Linked DNA regions of Homo sapiens: region 1 is linked to region 2. The links are chromatin contacts, found by Hi-C or POLR2A ChIA-PET in ENCODE. All regions are on one chromosome and are shown on one strand. Each heading gives the region's core, a stretch centred on a gene start or an enhancer-like site at or near the end of the contact. The rest is flanking DNA. Distances are from core to core; before and after follow the strand shown.

Region 1 (5,812 bases), core at 1,650-4,149, 2.3 Mb before region 2:
CTCAGTAACCTGCCCAGGGCCACACAGCTAGAAGGTGAGCCAGCACTTGAGCCACGTTTCTCTTTCCAGCCAGATTCTCAGCACTCAGCTGTGCTGCTGGTGGTCACAGCTGGCTGACTGGACCAGGAAGAACCTTTTAGTGTCAGGCGTGTGAATCACAGCACTTGGGACAGGTTACCAAGAACCATGATCACTTAATTTTTATATTTATACATGTACATTTGTATATACATAGAGAAAGTGCAGGCAAAACCATTATACAGTTACTCTAATAGCCATTTGCTACTGCCAGCAGTCTCAGGACTGATCCCTGTCTAAGCTGGCAAGTTTACATTCTCCTTGTATCACTACAGGATTTGCTCTGGACAGGAGCTGTAACTCCTCAACAAATCCTGCTTTCAGTCTACTACTGCACAGCTTGAATTGTTCAGTAGGCCCAGCTTTTTGTGAAAGAAAAGGCCTTGCCATGGTATAAAGAGTTTTTTTCCCTCTATAAAAGATGTAAAATTTTTGGCTGGGTGCAGTGGCTCACGCCTGTAATCCCAGCACTTTGGGAGGCCGAGACGGGCAGATCATGAGGTCAGGAGATCAAGACCATCCTGGCTAACACGGTGAAATCCCGTCTCTACTAAAAATACAAAAAATTAGCTGTGCGTGATGGCATGCGCCTGTAGTCACAGCTACTTGGGAGGCTGAGGCAGGAGAATCGCTTGAAACTGGGAGGCGGAGGTTGCAGTGAGCCGAGATGACGCCACTGCATTCCAGCCTGGCAACAGAGTGAGACTCTGTCTCAAAAACAAAAACAAAAACAAAAAAAGATGTAAAATTTTCATTAGGTATTTTCAGAAAGTCTTAGTGCTGTTTCTATACCTTTTATATGCTAGTCAATGTCAGTAGAAAAAAATGGAACATCCATTTCATTCTCCTGGGCGATTTCTGGACCAGTTAGCCTTGATTACTAGCAGTGGTATGCTGGTAAATGTTTAACCACTGGCTCTCCGGGATCTGTAGCTTTTGCCAGTGTCCATGGTAATACTCCCACCAGGCTGATTTCAAGCTACCAACATGCTATCACGAAGAGTGGAGTTGAGACAAGGTGCACAGTAGCACACCATCATATATAGTAATTCCACCACACAGGTACCATGGACGTAAATTACCTCAAGAGCATCAAGATCAAATTAGGAAGTGATATGCTTTGAATATTTATTACCTTTGTTTTAAATGTAATTGATTTAATTATAAGTTTGTATGATTTGATTTTTAATAATGGCTGCATTTAATAACCAGCTGTCAAAATGAAAATTTTACAATCAGCTTTTCTAAGTTGGTATGAGCCAGCTTAGCATACCACTACATTAGTATACCAAAGAGAGCAAGATTCAACTTTTCCTTTTGGTGTTTGAGAATATAGATAAGCTATTGATGTCTGCAGCAGGAATTTAAGAGACTTTGGACTATTAAGTGAAAAGCACGAAAATCCTTTGAGCATGCCAGGGAATAACTTGCAGCTTGTTTTGCTTAAATTGAAATATATCTACATATAGCAATGATCATGGAGCTTTACAATTTCAACCTATTTTTACAAACTTCAATGAAGAATGATCTCAAACCCAGAGTATGGTCCATGCATGAGGTGACAAATGGAGTGAAGCGCGCGGCTGTCTCCTTCCTTCCCATCTGGGTATCTGGACAGCTCTTACCAACAGTCTGAACCAGGGAAGAAGATAACTTGAGAAGCCAGGTAAACTTCTAATGATTTTGACCAGGTACCAGGACTCAATTTAATTTCCTCTACCCAACCAAGTTTTAGTGGAGAAGACTTGAATAGCCATTGAGAGAGCGCCTCCACCACCACCCAGCTTTCTGAAACAGTATGGTCGTGCTGGTGATCAAGAGGCTGAAAGTCTTCTCTTGCCTTCTTCACCCAGTTTTACCTCTGGTAGCACTCAGAGTTTTCCATTCCAATTGATCTGTCTTGGGTAGGAACTACAAAAGAAAAACAAAACAGGTAGCATGTTTCAGCAGCTCTGATGAGTTGCAGTGATGATTCATTCTGAGAGCTTACCCAGGCTGTTTGTTTCTCTGCCATTCTGTGGCTCTAGAGGGAGCAAAGTGAAAAGTCAGACCCCCTAGTTCTGGCGAACAGTTGGTGGAGGCAGTTTCCTGAGACTGCTGTCTAGGGCTTGGGGAATGTGTCTGTCTCCCATGAATAAGGAGCCCATTAAGTGTTATTCATTTAATGTTCAGCAAATATTAATTGAATGTAGGTCTTAAATGAAACTCCTGTGTGTGTGCAACCAGTACTGCTGTCTCAGAAGTGAGGCTATAGTTAGTGCTGTTTTGGGGGCCACCTTTCCTTCTGGGCCTTTGTACTGAGCGTTTAGAGCGTAGATATGTTCACCCACTGAGAGCGGATGGTGAATGCCTGTTCCTTTAGTCTTTTTGTGATGATTTTGCTTTTTATAGGGAGGACAGAGTCTCCGCCTGGGCACCTTCTCTTAAGAACTGGCTTTGCACACAGCCGATGCAGTCCCTGGGCACTTTGAAAGCAGTGGGCAAAAGGGCAGGTAAGGGCTCAGGGTTATGAAAATTGCTTTGGGACTCCCCCTGCCTGGGGTCTCTAGAAGGGAGACTATTCTTAGGAGGTGTCTGTGCCCTGAAGGAGACTTTCTTTGCTACTTGGCCTGAAGGACTTCTTTTTGAAAAAAAGATTTGGACTAGAATCAAAATCCTGAACTGCAAAGAGATGGCCAATTAGGCCGTTGGGCTGAGTTCCAGCCAAGGAGTCGGGCTCTGCCTTTCAGTTCCCTGAACAGGCTGGAAAGAGATTCTTGGCTCATGGTCCCATGACATGGTGGGATGCAGGAAGCCAAGTTCACAATCCATACCCCTCTGCTAATGGAGAAACCATGAGTCAGCCGACCCAGCTCTCGCCTATCTTAAGAGTCCAGCGCAGACAATCGTATGGAAAGCAGGAAGAGAGGAAAAGGAAGCTGTAGAAAAATAAACATTTCCTTGCATTTTACTTGGAACAGAGCAGCGTTTCTGGCACGTTAAGATCCATAGCATCTCCTGCTCCCCCGCTCCCCGACCCCGGCTCTGTTTTCCTCCTCTTGTGTAGAAACAGATACTTTCCTTACCTGATGGGAGTCCAGGGTGCATCCTGTGGAAAAACAGGAGCAAGATATAGAAGGTAAAAGCCAGACAACCAAAGATCACGCCACAGACCAGGAAACTATAGCTGCCCTGAGCCTGGAATATCTGCCAAAGGGGAAAACACAGAGAGACAGACAATTAAAACTTCACGTGGAAGGTGTATCGGAGGAAGCAGCCTTCTCCATCCTTGGCTGGTTTTTCAGCTAAGTTGAGGCCCGTCACACCAAGAGATGGAATCACGGGGAGGAGGGAGGCCTTGGCCTTGTTTCAAGTTGATGTGTCTGGAGAAGGCCGAAGTCCTGCTCTAAGGCAGGGACTGGACCTGGTGACCCCCTGCAGTCCCTTGCAGCTCTGTGTTCTGGAACCTTCTGACGATCTCTATCATCACTGAAGCTCCAGTCATACTAGGTGTTTCTATACCCATAAGCCCTAACCAGAACTTTGCAGAGGATATATTGTTTTACTCTTTTATTATGAGAATTTAAAACATGTTAAAGTAGTATATGGAGCTCCAATGAACCCAACACTCAACTTTAGCAGTCAGCACCGGTTTCATTGGTGGCCTTGCACTTCTTTTCTGCACTAGGTTACACTAAAGCAAGTCCCAGATGTCACATCATTTCAATGAGGAGGGTATGGTGAGATGCAGCTCTTCCCCTCCCTCCAGCAGGGCAAAAGAGGAGGAAAGGAGAATGGAGTCACAATGAGGGAGATTTTGGAGGCCGGAAGATCTAGATGTGAGGTCCTCTCTGTCAGTTTCTGGAAGTGTGACTGACCTAGGGTAAGTTGCTAAATTCATCTGAGTTTCCGTGTCCTCTGTTGTAAAAAGGGGAATAATATCTACATTATAGTATTCAATAAAAAGTAGATGTTAGGTTGTTTTTTTTTTTTTCCTGGTGAATAAATGAAACATGGGTGGATTTGAATAGAACTGGAAGAGTTGGCCCTCTCGGTCAGGGCAGGAGTTGAGCAGGAAGCTGGGCCCTCTGCAGGGTGGCCAGAGGCTGTGAGAGGTGGGGTAGGGAGTGGTGGGTTCCGAAGGGATGGAAAAAGAACTCTGACTGCAGTTCCAACCCATCTCAGGCTCTGAGAGCTAAACAGCATTCCCACGGGCCCCCTCTGGCCCTGCTCCCAGACATGGCTTGTGTTTGCTTTGGACTTTTCCATGCATCCGTTTACATCTCCAGATCCCACATATGGAGGCTCAGCTCTCAGGGCTGGCTTGGAAACGGAAACAGGTAACAACGGCACAGGGGGCCCTGCTGGCTTTGCTGGAGACTCAGGAAAGGGACAGTTTGAGTTCAGAAGGTGGCTATCTGCATCTTCTCACCTGTCAGAGGAGTGCTCCCCAAATGCTCCCCTCTCCCTTACAGGTCCCCACATACCGAACCAACCAGCATCTGCAGCACCATCTCGCCAACTCCTGCCCCTGTCACCAGCACTGTGGTTGCACAGCCTAACAAAAAGAGAAGGTTTGGTTTGGTAAAAGCAAGTTAAGGAGACAGAAGCCAGCATTACAATCCAGGTTGCTGGCCAGGCACAGTGGCATATGCATTTCGGAAGGCACATCCCAGTACTTTAGGAGTCAGAAGTGGGAGGATCTCTTGAGGCCAGGAGTTCAAGACCAGTCTGGGCAATATCACAAGACTTGGTCTCTACAAAAAGTAAAATTTAAAAAAATTAACTGGGCATGGTGGTGTGCACCTGTAGTCCCAGCTACTTGGGAGGCTAAGGTAGGAGGGTCCCTCGAGCCCATGAATTGGAGGCTGCAGTGAGCCATGATCGCACCACTGCACTCCAGCCTGGGTGACAGAGTGAGACCCTGTCAAAAAACGAAAAAAAAAAAAAAAAAAAAAAAAAAACAACCTAGGTTGCTTCTGGGAAACCTCTGGAAGATGGCCTGGCAGAAAGGACTACTTTGGATTTCTCAGACATGAGCCTGTAACTTTGCTTTGGGAATGCCTAGGTCTTACTGTCATTTTGTCCTTTCCTTGTTCTGAAACCTTTAATTGCTCATCAATATCTCAGGGTAAATCCCATCTTGCTTAGCCCTGGCATTCAGCGCCATTCCCATTCTGACTGCTACCTACCTTTCCAGAAAGATTTCCTGATATCCTGAGGCTAGCCCTCTGGTGCAGGCAGACTAGTGTCTTCGCTGTCCTGGCATTGCACTGACCAGCCACACGCCCTGATGAGTCTGGCAGTGTGGTGCACACCTTCAGAGCCCAAGCTTCAGAGTCAGACTTGGGTTCCAAGCCCAGGTTGTCACCTACTGGCCATGTGACCTTAGACAAGTTCTCTAACCTCTCTAGGCCTTGGTTGCCTTCTCTGTAAGATGAGCATCACACCTCCTTCACAGACTTACCGTGTGGGTAACTCTGATGTAAGACATGCCAAGAGCCTGGCATAGGACTGGCACACAGTAAACTCAAAACCAGCCCAACTCTCTGCGCAAGCCCCTCAGCACTGCCTTCAGGATGAAGGCCAAGGACTTTCAAGTGGTTTGCAGAGCCCTTTAGACTCTGCCCCTGCTAATGGCTCAGGCTTCTCTCTCCCCCTCCACCCTCCGTAACTCTCACCTCCAGGCTTCAGCACACATCTTCACTCCCCACTGAACATTCATCCTCCTCCTCTTTTCTGGTAAACTATCATT
Region 2 (5,019 bases), core at 2,229-4,728:
GGCATATATGCCAAGAGGGAACTGCTGAGTCATGAAGTATGACCAATTTACCTTTACTCGATACTGTCAAACTGCTCTCCAAAGTGGTTGTACAAATGTTCACTCACACCATCAGTATACCAGGGTCCCCATGTCCCTACATCCTCCCAATGCCAAATATTGCTTCAGACTTCAGAAATTGTGTGACACTGATAAGTGGGACTTGGTATTGCTTTTAATTTTAACTGGCATGTTCCATCTTTTGTTTTCAAAGATGGTAGCAATTACACTGATCTATTCCTTCCCAGAAGTTATACTGAAACTTTGTTGGCAATCCTCGAAAAAAGGAAAGGAGCTGGCCGGGCGCGGTGGCTCACGCCTGTAATCCCAGCACTTTGGGAGGCCAAGGCAGGTGGATTACAAGGTCAGGAGATCAAGACCATCCTGGCCAACATGGTGAAACCCTGTCTCCACTAAAATACAAAAAATTAGCAGGGCATGGTGGCGAGCGCCTGTAGTCCCAGTTACTCAAGAGGCTGAGGCAGGGGAATCACTTGAACCCGGGAGGCGGAGGTTGCAGTGAGCCAAGATCACACTACTGCACTCCAGCCTGGCGACAGAACAAGACTCCGTCTCAAAAAAAAAAAAAAAAAAAAAGGAAAGGAGCAGAGTCTGCTGGCCCAGCACTGGGAAACCGGAACCGGGACCTGGGAGCTGCCTGCTGAGCATGCAGCAACAGAACCGGTCCTCTTGCCAACCCAGTCTAACACCCTCCACCAAGGAGGTGTGCTGTGGGAAAAGATGAGCTCCTTGCACTTTTTTTTTTTTTTGAGACAAGGTCTCACTCTGTTGCCCAGGCTGGAGTGCAGTGGCACAATCATGGCTCAGTGCAGCTCAGCTAGTTTTAAAATTTTTTGGTATAGAAAAGTTTTCCCTATATTGCCCAAGCTGGTCTCGAACTCCTAGGGCTCAAGCAATCTTCTCACTTTAGCCTCCCAAAGTTCTGGGATTACAGATGTGTGCCACTGCACCTGGCTACCTTGCATCTTTCCTTGGTTACCTGGCCTCAGGAGCAAATGCAGAGATTAGAGGGCTACACTAGCACTCTTCTTCCTCTTGTAGAAGGGGGAAGGGAGATGGCCCTTTTATCCCAGGGTGGAAGAGGCAGGGACAACAGCACCCCCAATGTCCTATCCAGGGTCTACCCCAGAGTAGCAGCTGCAGCTACAATGGCTGTATTGGCATTTGTGAACAGTGGCAGTGGCAGGTGCAGGCAGGAAAGCATCAGGAACAGGTACTGTGTGACTGCAGGTGAAGGGCAGCATCAAGGGTGAGAAGGAGAGAAGGCCGCAATGAATGCACTATCATCCCAAGCCCAGGACTCAAGGCATCAGGCCATGGCTCATGAACACTGAAGGCAGCAGCAAGGATGGTTTGTAACACTGCCAAGGACAGAAAGGGAGAGGTAAGGGGCCAGCACTTGTGCTGGTTGGGGTGAGGCACATCCGCTGATCGGCTCCACTGTCACATCACCAGATGATCCTTTTATTGCAGGACAGAACTGGATAGGTTGAGGAACCATTGTTATAAACCACAGTAGGGCCACACATCAATGTTTCATGTGTTAGCTGAGCAACATGGTTAGATTGTAAATTCTTTAAAGGTAGGGATCATATCATATGATTCCTGCTAATACTCCCCAAGAGTTAACACAGAGCTGCATTCCTAAGTTTTTAATGACACTTGTGGAATCATATTCTTTGGGGCCCAATAAAAAGAGTGGCATGAAATGGATTTAATAGCCCATTACACACCCACCCCTACCACACACACACCTTTTTTTTTTTTTTTTTTTTTTTTTTTGAGTTGGAGTCTCGCTCTGTCACCCAGGCTGGAGTGCAGTGGCGCGATCTTGGCTGACTGCAAGATCCGCCTCCTGGGTTCACGCCATTCTCCTGCCTCAGCCTCCCGAGTAGCTGGGACTACAGGCGCACGCTGCCACGCCCAGCCAATTTTTTGTATTTTTAGTAGAAACGGGGTTTCACCGTGTTAGCCAGGATGGTCTCGATCTCCTGACCTCGTGATCTGCCCGCCTCGGCCCCCAAAGTGCTGGGATTACGGGCGTGAGCCACCGTGCCCGGCGCCACACCTTTTTTTTAACCCAGAAAATATAAAGTGCTTTCACTTCTATGACATTTCTTTCCCTGACACATCTATGCGGTAAGGATACAGGTATGATACAGCCTACTTTACAAGACAGGGTAACTGGGACCTAGCACGTTTAATTGACTTGTCTCCCTAAAGGCACAGACTCAAGACTGAACCCCAGAACCCCAGTCTTACTGGCTCCCCATTGAACTGTATCCCATCTTTGTGTGTTCCTTACCCTCTTCCCTGACCTCGCCGTCAGGCGTCACTGAAATGCCCCAGACGCATCACTGCTTTTGTTCTTAACAATGTGAAACATCAACCAAGCCCAGCAGGTGATAGGACTGGACAGCCGCCAGGGGTCTGTGAGCACTGAACAACCAGTCTCCACGTCCACTGAAGATAATGTATGATGTATCAGCATGTGGTATGTTTGGGGCAGGCAAGAGAATGCAGAAGGGGTGAGTCTCCAGGTGACACGAAAAGACTTCAGGAAAGGGATTTGGGGAAAACAAACAAGCCCATCTAAGTGTCAATGTGCATATATGGAGAGAACATTTATGGAATGTTCTACCTAACAAAAGGAGAAAGTTAAATCCTATTAAAAAGGGAGTTGTAAGTCCTTGCTTGCTGCTGTTCTAAAAATTTTTGAGAGGTGGAAATGTGAAGAAAAGACCTTGAAGAAAAGAGAAATCTAGTCTTGCCAAGATAATTCTCCCTTAGTAAAAATCTAGGAGCCAAACGCAGGACCCATCCCAGGGCCTTGAAACCATACCAAGTTTTATTCTGAGTCTTAAATTACTTTACTCATAGGACTTTAAATGTCCTTAGGATCTAGTGCTATCCCCAGCACCTAAACCAAGAATTGTGAGCTGAGGTAAAATGTGAGAAAGAAATGCTCATTCCTTTGTTATTAATACCTAAAATAATATCACCATTTATTAGGCAATTATGTGCCAGGCATTTTGTCACAATAATGAGAGGAGATAGTGCCATTATTATCATTAGTATTTTTCATAGGAGAAAATTGAGGCTCAGAGAGGTTAAGTAACTGCTCAAAGTAACACAGCCAGAAAGTGGCAGAGGCTAGAGTCGAATCGTGGTCACCTGTCTCTTCAGTCTAAATCTCAATGCTACTGTGCCGAATTCTTTGAGTTTGTGGGTGTGTGTGTGCTTCTGTGTCCTGGGGCGGGGGAACAACGTCACTCGAGATACATTAAACGACGTTTACAATGTACGTGCTGGGGAACTGTATGCTGTCTTAGAGGCTGAGGCTGGCGCCCGTGGCCACAGTACAATGGAGGGGGTGGTTAATCTGGTTTTAGAGGATGGCGGATTGGCGATGGCAGACAGAGCTCAAGTAACTGCGCCCATAGGAGGGCGCAAGCACGCAGAGGCACGAGAAGAAAAGGAAGAGGGCCTGAGCCCGAACTTGGGGAAATCAATGCCCAAAGCCTGAGGGACTCTGGAGGGAGGACGGGAAAGGGCCAGAGGTTCACCCCCGAACCTCCAGTTGCTCAAGAAGCGCCGGGCGGGGCCCTGCAGTCGCTCAAGCTGCGAGGAGGACCTGAGAAGCGGGGACGCCTTCGAGGTTTTAGGGACCTGAGCTCCGGCGGCAGGTGGCGAAAAGGCCCAAGCCCAACGGCCGCCCCGCCTCGCCCCTTCCCCGCCTCCCCCTTCTCTGAAAGGCCCCATTCTCCACAGCCGCCGGGGGAGCAACTCCGTTGGGAAGCCACCTAGCGCCCGGCCCCACCTTTCTTTTTTTCTTTTTTTTTTTTTCTTAATAGTTCTCGGCCAAACGCCGCGGCGTCAGGGCGGGCTTGGATTGGCCCGCGCCGCCCCCGAGCCAGCCAATCAGCGGCTTGTTGCCAAGGTGGGGCTTCCCCAGAGCGGGCGGAGGCTGCGGCGCGGCTGCTGTTTCCCAGCAAAGAAAGCAGACTTGTGAGGGCGTCTGGTGGCACTTTCAGGTCCCAGTCAGCTGCTCGTGGGGATTGAGGGACGTGGGTGGGTGGCTGGGGGGTGAGCGGCCGAGGGCCCATATCCGGGACGGAGGGAGGGTCACCTGCCTGCCTTTGCACGCCCAGCCGGCGCTGTCTCCCTCCTCCCCGAAGCTTCCTTGCTGGACAGGTCTGACTCCAGGCAGCCCGTGTGGGATCGCCTTGGCCGCAACGGTCCCGGGTGGAAAGGCATCACCGTTGTCCCCTTACCCTCACCACCAAGCATATTGAGGAAGAGGGACTTGCAAACGTGAGAAGGTGCAAAAATCATCCACCTAACTTCTGAGGCAGAACAGACTATGAACTGAAGACAGTGCTGTATTGCAGTGTGTGCCCCAAAAGGGACCAGCTGACCTTGCAGGCCCGGAGGTGCTAATGAGAGAATGAAAAGGGCCCCGGGAAGCAGGAGACGTAAATCGCACACCTTCTCCCCATGTAACAATAATGCCCAAACCGCCACAAAGCAAGGGTCTGGACGATAGGGTCTCACTTTTCCAACCATAGCTCAGTTACACAAGGGAGAAAGGGCAGAGGCAGATCTACCCCTCACACATTTTCTACCCCTCACACATTTTCCTTTGGCCTCATACTCAATTCCCCAGTCCTGTTTATCTCAGTTTCCATTGTGTAACCTAGATGAATGCCTCCTGTTCTAGTAATGGCCATAATAATATTTAATCACATTTATTGTGTACTTTCTAAGAGCTGGGTACCCTTCTGAGCACCTCACAAAAATCAATCCTCCCAACAATACCGACTAGGAACTACTTTTATCTTATTTTAAGGATGAAAAAACAGGCAGTGAGAAGTTAGGTAACTTGCCTGTTGTCACAGAGCTAGCTGTACCTAGGTAGTCTGTTTCCACCTGGGAAACCCATCTGACTTTGCTCTAGAA

The links. Hi-C counts contacts between places; a loop is a spot of excess contacts on that map. ChIA-PET counts read pairs that join two places held with the same protein, here RNA polymerase II (POLR2A). Pooled maps may share reads with other maps.
Region 1: a pooled map shows a loop between it and region 2 (2.0-fold over the local background). The contact joins two enhancer-like sites. A Hi-C loop is called at or near these places in 1 of 50 pooled maps. POLR2A ChIA-PET finds 5 or more read pairs at or near these places in 2 of 52 experiments (OCI-LY7 and activated CD4-positive, alpha-beta T cell).

Annotation. Positions count from the first base shown.
Region 1 is chr1:205,596,583-205,602,394 of GRCh38, reverse strand. SLC60A1 (solute carrier family 60 member 1) reads right to left here. Exons shown (of 10, transcript NM_181644.5): 8 at 4,545-4,615; 9 at 3,144-3,264; 10 at 1-1,989. The coding sequence ends at 1,934. Among named protein-coding and RNA genes, the nearest start is that of SLC60A1-AS1, 30 kb to the right of the region's middle. RefSeq lists an enhancer at 1,231-2,430. Within about 2 kb of position 2,899, at least 18 of the 41 ENCODE cell types and tissues checked have a DNase peak (open chromatin) inside an H3K27ac peak, as active enhancers do.
Region 2 is chr1:203,326,435-203,331,453 of GRCh38, reverse strand. No RefSeq gene overlaps it. Among named protein-coding and RNA genes, the nearest start is that of FMOD, 22 kb to the left of the region's middle. RefSeq lists enhancers at 2,132-2,768, 3,428-3,617, 3,818-3,917. Within about 2 kb of position 3,478, at least 39 of the 41 ENCODE cell types and tissues checked have a DNase peak (open chromatin) inside an H3K27ac peak, as active enhancers do.